2 separate regions of the Homo sapiens genome follow, and region 1 is linked to region 2. The links are chromatin loops, found by intact Hi-C in ENCODE. Cell type or tissue: endothelial cell of umbilical vein. All regions are shown on one strand.

The links. Hi-C counts contacts between places; a loop is a spot of excess contacts. Peaks named below come from ENCODE experiments on the same cell type or tissue, not always from the same donor. Only the 100,000 strongest peaks of a DNase experiment are listed, where the experiment ranks them.
Region 1: a loop joins it to region 2, with 9 times the contacts of the local background. A loop is called at or near these places in 1 of 110 quality-filtered maps.

The regions. Positions count from the first base shown.
Region 1 is chrX:9,744,165-9,746,664 of GRCh38, reverse strand. GPR143 (G protein-coupled receptor 143) reads left to right here. Exons shown (of 9, transcript NM_000273.3): 5 at 512-621. Among named protein-coding and RNA genes, the nearest start is that of GPR143, 20 kb to the left of the region's middle. In endothelial cell of umbilical vein, no CTCF peak of the experiment used is centred here; DNase peaks (open chromatin) are centred at 284 and 1,054; H3K27ac peaks cover 2,345 bases.
Region 2 is chrX:10,009,581-10,012,080 of GRCh38, reverse strand. No RefSeq gene overlaps it. Among named protein-coding and RNA genes, the nearest start is that of WWC3, 4.4 kb to the left of the region's middle. In endothelial cell of umbilical vein, no CTCF peak of the experiment used is centred here; a DNase peak (open chromatin) is centred at 1,160; H3K27ac peaks cover 2,500 bases.

The DNA of each region.
Region 1 (2,500 bases), 270 kb after region 2:
ACTATTGTTATCCATAACCATGAGAACACATTTCCTCTGAAATATGCAGCTGGCATATTTTGAGTTGTTCAAGCCCAGGGACAAGATTTTATTCATGTTATTGCCCAAAACCATGTAGTAAGTACTCAAAACCTCACTATTTAATGGAGTGCCTTTGTCTCTACTTGAATTGCGTTTTTTCCTTGAGACCCAGTGCAGGGAATCCCCCATCCCAGGGTGTTTTTCTTTCCGATCTTTTCCCAGCAGGAACCTTTAAAAGCTTCCTCCAGTGGAATGCCTTAGGGGTCCTCCCATTTCTGAGACAGAAACATGGTTGATCTCCCTTACTCTCCTGCAATTTATGGCTTGTTCCAGACATGAGAAATGACTCACATTTCCTTTGGGCAGTCAGCAGCAGATTTATGCATTTCCCTTTTTGTTCTCATCCTCTTATCTTGACTTCCAGATAAGTAGATGTCTTTTAGCCAAAACTTTGCTTTTGAGAAGAATGACTTTGGTTTTCCTCTCTCAGGTGTGAGCGGGGCCTGGACCACGCCATCCCCCACTATGTCACCATGTACCTGCCCCTGCTGCTGGTTCTCGTGGCGAACCCCATCCTGTTCCAAAAGACAGTGACTGCAGGTAAATACTAGGGAAGCTCTCTGGGTACACGGCCACTGGGAGCGGCCCCATGCCTCGGGCTCAGACAGTGACACATGTTGTCCTGGAATTCTCCAGGACAGTTGACCTCATTTGTCATCCTCCAGAGACATCAGCAGAACACAGCTGCAGAAAGTAAGCAGGTTCAATAAATGAAAATGTGCAGGCCTCTGCCCGCACAAGTTCTGTACCATCGTTTGTTAGCTCAGTGCCAGGACTAGTTGACTTTTCACTTCTGTACTGGGCTTCTCCTGGGTCGGCTGCAGGAGTGCCCTTGGACGACTGTGGAGGTGTGAGAGGAACAGAAGGAGAAGAGAAGGGAGGGGGAAGGGACTGAGTCTGTACTGAGGCGGCTCCAGCCCCATAATGCACTTGGCTGATGTTTTTTCTCAGATGGGCAGGAAACAGGAAGTGGAGCACAGGAAATGAGTCAAGGTCAATGGTTAGAAAAGGATAAGAGTAATGAAGTCGTTGGCAACATGTCTGGGAAAGACTTCTAGGCTGGGGCTGGAGACCTGCAGTCCAGCCCCTACTTTCCCCTCAAGGAAGTGTGTCCTGGAGTGAGCCTCCCACCTCCTCAGGCTGCCAGAGATCTCTCAAGGGGAGAATGGGAATAAGGAAATTTGCCTTAACTGAGAGGTCCTTTGAAGATCACCTGTTGATTGTTGAACTTTTTAAAAACATTGTTGAGAGTACTCTATCATTGGTAATAGGAAATTATTGTGATTCTTCGGACCATTCTCTTCATATCTACACTTTTTGTTTTCATTGAGACGGAGTCTCGCTCTGTCACCCCAGGCTGGAGTGCAGTGGCGTGATCTCGGCTCACTGCAACCTCTGCTGCCCATGTTCAAGTGATTCTCCTGCCTCAGCCTCCTGAGTAGCTGGGACTACAGGCAAGCGCCACCACGCCCGGCTACTTTTTTTTGTATTTTTAGTAGAGACGGGGTTTCACTATGTTGGCCAGGCTGGTCTTAAACTCCTGACCTCGGGTGATCCACCCACCTTGGCCTCCCAAAGTGCCGGGATTACAGGCGTGAGCCACCACGCCTGGCGCATATCTACATTTAAATATAGTGTGTTAAATATAGCATTTTAAGACAAAATCTCATCAAAAATAGTGATTTGAGCTGATGGAAATGACTTATAGAAAAAAGACTGAAAAGAAATACACTAAGATGTTAACAGTGGTTACCTCTGGGTGGACGGACCATGGGTCATTCATACTTCTCTAAACTTTTAAATATTTTCTAACTTGTCTATAAGAAGAAATTAAATTTTTTTCAATATTTTAACAAGCGTGCACTATTTTTATTTTTTTGAGATGGGGTTTCGCTCTTTTGCCCAGGCTGGAGTGAATTGACGTGATCTCGGCTCACTGAAACCTCCGCCTCCCAGGTTCAAGCGATTCTCCTGCCTCAGCCTCCCGAGTAGCTGGGATTATAGGCATCTGCCACCACAGCCAGCTAATTTTTGCATTTTTAGTAGAGATGGGGTTTCACCATGTTGGCCAGGCTGGCCTCGAACTCCTGACCTCAGGTGATCCACCTGCCTCAGCCTCCCAAAGTGCTAAGATTACAGTTGTGAGCCACTGCACCTCTATTTTTATAACAGAGAAAATGAGCTTTTAAAAATATAGTTTCTGAACTAGGAGCATTCAAATAAAATTGGGAATTTATTTATTTAGTTATTTTGAGACGGAGTCTTGCTCTGTCACCCAGGCTGGAGTGCAGTGATCTTGCCTCACTGCAATCTCTGCCTCCTGAGTCCAAGGGATTCTCGTGCACCAGCCTCCCGGATAGCTGGGATTACAGACGTGCACCACCATGCCTGGATAATTTTTGTATTTTTAGTAAAGACA
Region 2 (2,500 bases):
AGCTCATTTAATCACCAAAACATCTAGAGGCATTCCTACTTTCATTTGCACATTAATAGAGGCAAAAGAAGTGTGACACAGCATGCCAGAGAAGAGAGATTGGAGACCCTCACTGAGAAAACTTCATCCACATGCCCAGCCACTGCCTCTGGACACTCTCTGCCTGAGAGAACAGAAGTGGGGCTATTGCATTTGTCTTCCTAAAAGGAGCTGAACCAGAGAGGAAGAGGCCAGCGCTTGGGGTGACCAAGACCTCTTTATTACACCATTAGTCCTTTTCCACTTGTGTGCAATGTTAGCCCCAGGCGTTTGCTGATGGTCCCTAAAGACTTGTGAATGGAGATGGAAAGGAAGAGAAATTGGTAGGGGTGTGAAGGGACTCTTGACTTCCCAGCTTTGCCATAAATTGGGATCGATCTCTCTCTCTCTCTCTCTCTCTCTCTGTCTCTCTCTCTCTTTGTGTGTGTGTGTGTGCGTGTGTGTGCGTGTGTGTGTGTGTGAATTGTTAGAATAAGGCCTGTCTTTCTTACAGTCAAGTGGGGCTTTCCACATCGGACTAAAAACCACACACACACACAAAACACTGCAGGGCGAAGGAGTCTTGAGTCCTAACTGAATGCACAATTCTACATTCTTTATTTCCTCCGCATTAAAACCACAGCCGGGCCAACAGCAAAAGCACGAACATTGTGTAGTGCTCCATCCTCCCACCAAGACTTCACATGGAAAAGCAGCTCAGGAAAAATCCACTTAGTCTCTGGGGAAAGGAGATGCAAATGCTTTTGTTCTCCTCCCAGACCCTCTGGGAAATCCCCTTTCTGAAGCTGTTACAATGCACTGATCTCTAACTTGCAGAATACTTTCCTTAAAATGATGGTTAAGGAGTAACTCCAACAAGGACAGAGTCTGAAGATTTTTACTATCAGATTCTGCCTTCTCTCCCCAGCCCTCGCCTAAAGGATAAGCTTTATTTGTAAAAAGGAAAGTGCAAAATTGGATCCATACACATTCAGTACTTGATAAGCGTCTAGAAAAGGAAAATCTGTAAAGGCTACAATCATCAAGTGTAAAATGAGAAAAATAAACACCGCCAGAGAAGTCTTGCCTACCTTGTATAAACAATCAAGTGTTCTAGGAAGCGACACATTGGGTAATTCTACACATTGTGCTAAGAGGAAAACGGAAATGGGCCGGATTAGGTCTGAAGAAGAAATGGTTCATTGTTTGGCATTCTTTAAATGCTAGAATAATTACTCAATTATGGGTGTTTCTCATATATTTAAATAATGCAAATCCACAAGCACTGGAGGAGATTAGATGTTGTTCTTGTTCATTCCTGTCTTGCTGGTTTAGGGGCATCAAAGGAAGGGTAAATTGCAAAGATCCCTAAGGGGACCCTCCCCAGGCTCAGGAGTTGGAATGGGGACAGGGTGAGGTTATTTCTTGGTGTTTTATTTCATGGCTTTATGTAAAGACGTAAACTTTAGACACTTATTTGACTTGTATTAAAAAAAGTCACTGTTTAGATTTCGTGTGTGGACGGGGGGCACTTTTCTCAACTGGGACTTCCTTGATTTGTGTAGATGCGTCCATTTTGAAAATTCAGGTTTTTCTCATGTCCTAATCTTCCACTCCAAAGACAGGCAGGGTATTCCCAAAGCGTCCACTGTGTGGATAAACCTGCCAGTCTGCGTTTGGTTCATTTTAGCGCTTAATTCCCGTGTCTGGATGCGCATCACAAAACAACATCATCCTTGGAATCAGTGAATGGCTGTCATGCTTTAAGCACGTTGCATTTGTGCCTGGGTGATTAAAATTCAGATTTTTTAAAAATGTAGACCAATTTCTCTCCCAAACTTAGAAAACTCAGAGCCACTCACTTCCTTCGTCTCCAGGTCTCCTCTTCCAGCCTTACACTTTTACTTATTTTCCTCCCCTTCCCATGGGTTCTGTTCCACAAAATGTGAAGGGGCCAATTCAAAATGTATTCTAAGCACACCATAATTTTAGGAAGAGGCAGCAGCCGTGAGCCAGCACACTACAAGATACTTCCTCCTGGCTGGCTTCTCTCTTATTTAGGATTAGAGCTCTGGTCCCCTGTGTATTTGGAAAAACAGATCCTTAAAACTACAGACCTCTGCTTTATGAGCCAGGCAGAGCAGCTCAGAAGTCTCAGGCTTGCAGAGACAAGAAGGAAAATTTATCTCACTCAGAAATGAGCAATCTTTGTTTTTCATTTGGTGACACTAGCATTAAAATTAGCCTCTCTTGTAACATGAATGGAACCATTTCTGGACACAGGTAACCAAGATGATTGTTATATAATCAGTGACTCAACTGGGGGGGCGGGTGATGGTGTCCCCCAGGGGACATTTGGCAATGCCTGGAGACATGTTTGCTTGGCACAACTGGGAGACTGGGGTTCCTGGCATTTAGTGGGTAAGGCCAGAGATGCTGGCACACATCCTGCAGTGCCCACAACAGCCCAGCACCAGAGAAT